Linked DNA regions of Homo sapiens: region 2 is linked to region 1. Evidence: read pairs that join two places in POLR2A ChIA-PET (ENCODE). Cell type or tissue: MCF 10A. All regions are shown on one strand. Links, peaks and the distances in the headings refer to the core of each region. The heading gives the core; the rest is flanking DNA. Region 1 overlaps LOC105369905 (a long non-coding RNA gene). Region 2 overlaps LOC105369905 (a long non-coding RNA gene).

Region 1 (4,403 bases), core at 195-4,194:
CTGTTGTAACTACTTAACCATTTGAATTGAGCTCTTAAAAAACGCTCTGCTCACAAATTTCCCAACCTCTGTTCCACCTCACTCCATCCCACTGCTCACCACCAGTAGAAAAAAGGCTGCAATGGAAAAACAGACTGTTTAAAATTCATTGCATGATACAAAAAGAAACATAAGGTTTTCTAATGCTGTAGCTCTATGTCCTGAAATTGGGGATAATTTTACAAGATATGTAGCAAAATAGATCTCAGCTCCCAATATTCAGAACAAAGCTTTGATTTTGTCACTGCAATTTAAGTGGTTCAACTTATGTTGGGGTTGAGGCAAATTGCTTTTTAAAATACAGAGAGATAGTGAGATATAAAATTTTAATTTATAATTTTAATTGGGCTGGGATTTTTTTGTCTGAAATGTGTGCATTTTCAGTTATTATTTTCATCTTTGCCTTATCTTATTACTAATGAAATACTATAGTTAACTAGTGAGCTGATGATACATTCTGAGGATGAAATTTGTAGCCTATATTTCTCTTTGTCTCTTTTCCAGATTTAAAGAATTAAGATACTTGAATAAGCTGCTGTAAGGAACCACCAATACTAGAAGACATACTGTACTTTAAGATGATTGGGCATTGTGTAGTGCAGACACCAATCCTTGGAAGGACATACAACACACTAAGGATATTTGGGGCCATGGAAAAATCTAGCTCCTGAAGTAACTGATGAGGGTCCCCCTTTTCCCAGCAAATACTCGGCCTGCAGGACTAATGTTTAACTAGCCATGTAGTTTAACATATATTTCCCTATTCCCCTCCTTCCCTTGACTTTTGTCAAACTAGCTTTCTTGGACTAGTTTGATTATATGCCTCTTAAAGGGAAGGAAGCCTTGTATCTTTCTCTCCATTGGCATCTCTATGAAATTCGCATGCTGGTTACTGAAGACAGCAAAGGCTCACAGCAAGCTATAGATGTCCTGGATGAATGTCTTTGCTGAGTCTTACAAATTTAGACCAAAAAAAGAATACTGGAATCTAGAACTAATAATATATATATATAATATATATATTTTAATAAATATATTTTAATTAAAAATATATTTTAATAATATATATTTTAATAACATATGTATTTTAATAAAATACATAGATATATATTTTTAGTCCTATACAGGTCCATTTAGCTGTTAATTTCCACTTCAGAATTCTCTTGTGATGATGTCTGAGTGGGGTATGAGTTCCTCCAGGCTTTGAGGTTTATATAAATAAGAACTATAAGATCAACATTTACCAACAGGTGAGCTGTAGGATGGTAATCCAGCTGCTGCTTGTGTTTTGGGTGTAGTACATTTAGCTAATCCTATTGACTATAATTCTAACTGGGTGGCTCTTGCTAGAACTTTGGGGAAAAGATGTAATCTTCAGGCCAAGGGTGAATGGAGTACTCCAGCTATTCTTGAAATGACCCAGATCTCAAAGCAAGAAGTTGATTTACTTTTTAAAACAAGATTTATAAGTTGCCCAAACTGTTCTCTACTCAAAGGTTATGGTTGGAACCCAACCAAGATAGTAGAAACACTGCCTTCATCAAGCCAGACATTGCTCAAGTTTATAATGCAAGATAAAGAAGAAGTAATACATGTCCTGTTTTAAAGACATGTCTAATTGCTAGGAGAGCACTCAGGTAGCAACACAATAGATCTGCCCCAGTGGTCTAAGCAAAGGCAGTCTCAAATGTTGAGAAGAGTAAGACTTAGAATAGGGAAAGGATTGTGTTTGGCTCGGTCATCTGTAAGTCTTTTTAAAGACCTAGGATGACTTTTAGGGTGTGTACATGACAGGATAAATGCAAGTGTTTCTGAGACTTGAAGACTCTGTAAATAAGGGGATTGAGGGTAGATCTAAGAGAGTTGGAGGTACCGGAAATGTTGGGAATTGGATAACGAATATCACAGAATGAAAGTCTAATTCTGGTGAAGTTAAGTTAAGAATTCTACCTTTTCCTGTTTGAATAACATGCACTGGCTTTAAATGATAATTGTGGAACATCTTAGAGAAAACCTCAGACTCCTGAGCAAGGTGTCTGTTTTAACCAACATAGCAATTTATTTCTGTGGAGAGATGAGAAAATTTTGAATGATTCTTGATTTTTAGAGCACTGCATTTGGTAACCCTATTATAAAATTTTGGATATATATTGCACCCCATAAAATAGCTACAGCAGTTTAGATTTTTTAAATGGCCAGAGCCATTATGTGCTGCAGCACTTGGATTTGGTCCATAATGCTTCGCAATCCAACAGCAATCTCTAAAGCCCAGAGCCCTGGGACTGTTTCCAACAAAACAGTAGGTCAGCACTGAAAGAGAAAGAAGTGGTTGCCTACATTGCCACAAATGGAAATGAGAGAAGAGACGTGCTTATCAGGGTAAATAAACTTGGTCTTATTATTAGAAAAGAGGTGGCAAGTGGGCGGAGGGAAAATAGGCACAGCACTGACATTTACTAAGCACCTACTCATTGTCTCACACATTATTAGATGCCTTAATTCATTACTTCATTTAGTCCTGGCAAAATTCTAAAGATTTGATTATTGTCATTATTACAGATAAAGAAACTGAAGAGAGAGTATATTAGGCCATTCTTGCATTTCTATAAAGAAATATCTGAGACTGGGTAATTTATAAAGAAAAGATATTCAACCGGCTCACGGCTCTACAGGCTCTACAGGAAGCATAGTGCAGGCATCTGCTTGGCTTCTGGGGAGGCCTCAGGAAGCTTATAATGATGGTGGAAGGTGAAGGGGAACAGGTACGTCACATGGCCAGAGCAGGAGCAAGAGAGAGAGAGTGGGGGTGAGAGGCACCACACACTTTTAAATGACTAGATCTCCTGTGAACTTAGAGCGTGAGCTCACTTAACACCAAAGAGATGGCCCAACCCATTCATGAGGGACCGGCCCCCATGATCCAAACACCTCCCACCAGGCCCCACCCCCAGCATTGGAGATTACAATTCAACATGAGATCTGGGCAGGAACAAATATTCAAATTATACCAGAGAGGTTAAGAAAATTGACCAAGGTCACACAGCAAGCATGTGGTGAATACGTTTTGTTAACCCAGGTAACTGACTCTAGAATTTATGCTCCTTTTAATCTGTCACAGTTGAGTTTTACTTTGATGACTTGTTATTAGTGACTGCTGTAAATCTATAACTGTTTAGGTCATCTCTACTGTACAATGGTCATGGGTGATTGAACCACTAATTAATCATGTGTCTTTGGGTTTATTCACTCATTAAACAATGACTTGTTGAGCCCCAATTATGTGACAGCTACTGAGTAAGGTAATTGCACTGCAGCAGGGAATAAGAGAGATGCAATTCCTGTCTTTATGAGCTTACATTATGGAAACAGTAAGCAAGTAAAGAGATTAACATGTTGAAGTCTGTGAAGGGATTACTTCAGTGAGTAGAACCTTAATGCAATCCAATACTCCAGATTGCTATAGGAATGAGATGTACTGGTAAACTGAATAGTCTGGTTATTTATGTAGACTTTATCAAGAAATGGATCTGGACTCACTTCATGGCAAATCTCCAGGTGACAATGCCCATATTGTTTCACCTACAGATTAGTTTCCATAAAACAGTGCCCCTCATTCTTCTGTGTATATGCCACTCAAACTGTTACTCCTTTAATTTTTTTCTAGTTTTTTCCTTTGGAAGACTTTGCTAGGTTTCACTGTTACTAAAAGGGAAGTAGCAGACCACTTCAGTAGGGTTATGCCATCTCTATTTTGGAGTGAGGGTGCTTTTAAAAAATGGTACTGGGTTTTTCTTCTTTTAAAGGTCACACAGTTCTGATTTAGAATGCTCTCAAAAACATATAGATAAATTTAAAACATGAAATTTGAACATGAGTGCTATAATAACATTTATTTAAAAAAAACTATCAAACTTGGCTAAACAAAATGTGGTACCTATACACAATGGAATACTATGCAGCCATAAAAACAAGATCATGTCCTTTTCAGGAACCTGGGTGGAGCTGGAGGCCATTATCCTTAGCAAAGTAACTCAGGGACAGAAAACCAAATGCCACATGCTCTCACTTATAAGTGGGAGCTAAATGATGAGAACACACGGATACATAGAGGGGAACAACACACACTGAGGCCTTTCAGAGAACAGAGGGTGGGAGGAGGAAGAGGGTCAGGAAAAGTTACTAATGGGTACGAGGCTTAATATTTGGGTGATGAAATAATCTGTACAACAAACCTCCATGACGCAATTCTACCTATATAACAAACTTGCACATGTACCCCGAACTTAAAATAAAAGTTTAAAAAACTATCAAACGATACTGTATATATTTTAAAGGTACATACATACACAGAAAAAGATCTAGGA
Region 2 (4,403 bases), core at 79-4,078, 54 kb before region 1:
AACCATCTGTAAACCAGGCCTGAGTCTTTCTCTGTCAACTGATCATAGGTCACTCCCTCTGAGGCCATAGGTGCAGGCTGGGAGAGAGAAGGCAATGTAGCAGGAGTGGGGTCCAAGGGCATTTGAGCCACTTCTTATAACTTGTGCCTTCAGGTCCTGCTTGGGCCCAATCACATGTATGCCACTTCCACTTGATGATGAAGTGCTGCTGTATGCACCCATCTTTGTGATGTGGAGGGTCAGACAAATGCCAGTTCATGATGGGCATCTCAGGTGACAGGGTAACTCAGCCCCTGGTCAAGTGTTCAGTTTCTACCGAGGCCTAATAACAGGCCAAAAGCTGTTTCTTGAAAGAAAAGTAGTTAGCTGTGGATGGTGGTGGGGCCTTGTTCCAAAATTCTAACAGTCTAAGCTGCAATTAACCTATGGGGGCCTGAAGAAGGCTCCAAACAGCATCCCCATCTTCCATGGACACTTCGAGCACCATTAGATCTACTAGATTCCATGGCCCAAGTGGAGGGGCAGCTTGCATAGCAGCCTGGACCTGTTGCAGAATCTTCTTTTATTCTAGGCGCCACTCAAAACTAACAGCATTTTGGGTCACGTGGTAAGTGGGCTGGAGTAATGTACCATTTCTCTTTTCTTTTTTTTTTTTTTTTGAGACGGAGTCTTGCTCTGTCACCCACGCTGGAGTGCAGTGGCACAATCTTGGCTCACTGCAACCTCCACCTCCTGTGTTTAAGTGATTCTCCTGCCTTAGCCTCCTGAGTAGCTGGGACTACAGGCGCATGCCACCACACCCGGCTAATGTTTTGTATTTTTAGTAGAGACAGAGTTTCACCGCGTTAGCCAGGATGGTGTCAGTCTGACCTCATGATCCACCCACCTCGGCCTCCCAAAGTGCTGGGATTACAGGCGTGAGCCACCGTGCTCAGCCTTCTCATTTCTTAAATGAGAAATATATTGTCTCCAACATTCTCTTGAAGACACATGGAAGGGCTTGGCAGTTAGAACAGCAGACTAGAAAGCAGAAATGGGCATTATGATACTAATTTTATTACAAAATGCATTGATTTAATATGATATTTCATTTTTCTTCACCATAGTTTCCCTACCATACAAAGAAAAAGGCATTTGTGGAACTTAATTTTGGCAGTGGAAGTCTAAAATTATAGTTTTACAGTATAAAAATAATGGAAATCCATTCACTCAGGATGTGCATTGGACAGCCATGATATGCACAGTACCATATTTGTTGTCATTAAATGCCCAAAATGTATAATCTACCCCTATTTTTTGAGGCACTTCAAGCAGGACCCTGCACACAGCAGGTACTTAATAAGTGTTACTTGAAGGCCCCATTTTTCACAAAGCTTAAAATCTATTTGAGGAAACTAAAAGACAACTTGACAGACTCAATAGTGGCATGGCAGTCCTGCAGCCATTTGTTGCACAGTTGATTTTCAATGAACACCCAGTAGGTTGCTCAAGCCAAGAGAATCTCTTGGGCAATGGTGGCTTCAGAGCTTCATGGGACTTACAGAGAATATATGGAAAGAAAAGAAGGTGCTTCAGGCAGGGTATATAGCCACTGGATCTCTCACAGTTTGTGGAAGTGGAACCATCCACCTGGAGAAAAGGGCTTGTGTTGAGAAATAATGGAAGGTGCACCTACAAGAAGTCTGGGGCCTCTACTTTGGCCCTGAGCTATGACATGGGAACTTTATTCTTTGTCTTATCAATAGTGGCTGTCTTTGTGGTTATGCAGAGGAGTAACAAGTTTAAAGCAGCACTTAAGAAAGATCTACTTGGTGTCAACAAAAGCAATGAATTGGAGAGGACCCAAATTGGAAGCAGGATACTATTAAGATATTTTCAGCATAGTCAAGGTGTGAGATATTGAGAGCCTGGTTTGAGGAAGTATTGGTGAAAATAGGACAGACCATTGTAAAGGCCAGTTAGTGGAGGAAACAGTAGAGAACTAATAGAGCTTGGTTATTGGAGAGAGTAAGGTGGGGAAAAGGAAGAATGAAAGACAAGTACATTTGAAGCTTGTGTGGCTGAAAGAATAAAGTAACTTTGATAATATAACAAAGATAAGTAACAAATAAAATAGAAGAATAAAGAAAGAGAAGCCAGATAAAAAGGAAAAATCAATTATTTTAATTTTATACTAATATAAGACATTATTATTAATGGCACAGCTCCTAATTCTCTATTTACGTAATACCTTATAGTTCACCGGGCACATTCCCAGGTATGATACATCATTTGTGATGAAGCTAGAATAGCACAATAGAAAGCCATAGGTGGTTAGAAGAATGCAAATACAGTTGGAAAGAGAGGGGAGAGATGTAGCAACAATAGCTTAGAAACTCCTCCACATGGAAGTATATTGAGCAAATAGCACACAATAACTCATTTCATACTCTTGTTTAACTCTTATTTGTGTTACTTAAAGTAGTATATCTATAATTGAATCCATTAAATCCTTAATGTTCATTTCTTTTCCTCAATAACTAGTGAGCTGTATTTTGAAATACCAACCAGTGTTTTGAAATAATTCTTCAAATAATGTTTTTATCCCAAGTCTTACCATACTTTTTTCTTTTATATATAAATACAAAATATACATAAAATTTCAAATATATATAATATATATGTGTCTGTATGTGTATATATATTTCCATTTGCAGATTTAGCAGTATACTGGAACAAAACCAAAACAGGATCTGCTATTGGATGTTTTTATCAGCTAGTGCTGGGGAGAATGATTGGAAAACTGAATTGCAGTAGTATTATTAAAATTCATGAACCAGAGAATTACCAATGTGTAATATTCAAAAATGCAGTGGGTGCTAAGTATCTTTGACACATTCCTTAAAGCTTTAACCATCTTGGGGAAAAAATGTTAGAAGTCTGTCAGGAACATATTGGATTTTCCTAAAGCATATGGTGATGAAATAGTATATCATTTTATGAGAAAATATTGTCATACTGGCTTCCTGGCCCAACATTTCATAGTCATTTTATATTTCTATTTTGTAGTTATCTTTTAGTGCTCTTTATTTTAGGATGAATTTCTTTCCTGGTCTTGAAGAATGTCATTGTTTCACCCCCTCTCTCTTTCTTTTGGCCATTCCTTTGTTTTTATTCTTCCTTCAAGGGTCTTTTGTTCTCTAAAATAGTTTTTATACTGTGTTTCAAGACTGAGAGGTGTGTGCTTCGATCAAATTTTTGTTTTGAGGACATTAGGAGCGTTTTTTATCTTCCCTTTCTCCACCCCATGGTTTGTGTGCTGCTGCTGTTTCATCCTCTTTCTGCAGTACTTGCTTTCGTCCCAGACCTGGCTGGATTGCAAGAATGGAAATGGTTATTCTCTAGCTTGCATTTGAAAAAAAATCCATTTTTATTTCAAGAGGATGACGGACACACACAAAAAATGTATGCCACTGGGCCCTTTTACCACATTTTCTGTTTGGTCCCCTTCGGCTCTTTCAAAACATTGAGCGTGTTCCCAGAATTGGTCAAAACCACATTGCCCAGTTGCAGGCAAAGCTGTGGGTTGGCATCCTCTGGGAGTGGCTGGTTGGGAAGCTCAATTTCCAAATTCCTGGAACTGTCATATTAATCTGTATTTTAAGGCAATGAAGGAGCAATACATCCTTCCCCAAGGGCTTTTATTGTCTTAGAGTTTCAGAGGCCATGTGGGCATTTCTAGTTGGCTGTGAATTTCAACAGCCAACTATGTATACTCTCAATGTTAAGACCTGGTGAGCTTGGATAAATTGTCCCTCAACAGAGTTCCTTACTTGAGGCAGCTATGATGCAACTCATCATCTCCCTCTGTAGCACACTTCACCTGGGCTACATCCTTCCTGGTTTTTGGAGAAAGACTTCTCTTGGACCTGAGGCAAGTGCATGAAGTTTCAGTCTGTGCAGGGCGGTTAGAAACAGTGTGTCAGACAAACATTCCCTATAAGCCAATAAATTTCCAGAGGAATGGTTGACATATGAGCCATCTAAAAATGCTATTTAAAAAATCTATAAACATTATTTTAAAAATATCATTACGTGAGCACATTTTGGAGGAGACATTTGAAAATGAAGAGACAAAATAAAATGGTATTCATTCAAACCCACTCATGACTCACATTGGAAATGTTATTGAATTTTTTTAAAAGAGATTTCTATAGATGATAGAAAGTTGCTATAATGTCATAACTTCTCTTTGTAAAACAAGTTAGCAGAAATGAAAATCTTCCCTGAAACTACCCTCTAGTGCAGAACTGCCACAAAGAATCAAAATCCAGAATGAGAGTCAATTACAGATGGTATCATTGAAGTAGGATGGACAAGAATGGGAAACATGGGTTTCTTAGAAATGTATACATAAAATAAAA

Evidence for each region. ChIA-PET counts read pairs that join two places held together with the same protein. Peaks named below come from ENCODE experiments on the same cell type or tissue, not always from the same donor. Only the 100,000 strongest peaks of a DNase experiment are listed, where the experiment ranks them.
Region 2: POLR2A ChIA-PET joins it to region 1 with 6 read pairs; 5 of 35 experiments call an interaction of 5 or more read pairs at or near these places.

The regions. Positions count from the first base shown.
Region 1 is chr12:92,559,691-92,564,093 of GRCh38, reverse strand. All of the region lies in intron 1 of LOC105369905 (a long non-coding RNA gene), which reads right to left. Among named protein-coding and RNA genes, the nearest start is that of LINC02397, 95 kb to the right of the region's middle. RefSeq lists a silencer at 2,932-3,011. In MCF 10A, for the core only: no CTCF peak of the experiment used is centred there; a DNase peak (open chromatin) is centred at 2,313.
Region 2 is chr12:92,613,807-92,618,209 of GRCh38, reverse strand. The region is part of intron 1 of LOC105369905 (a long non-coding RNA gene); the gene reads right to left. The region is part of intron 1 of LOC124902983 (a long non-coding RNA gene); the gene reads left to right. Among named protein-coding and RNA genes, the nearest start is that of PLEKHG7, 87 kb to the left of the region's middle. RefSeq lists a silencer at 1,731-1,931. In MCF 10A, for the core only: no CTCF peak of the experiment used is centred there; DNase peaks (open chromatin) are centred at 2,299 and 3,539.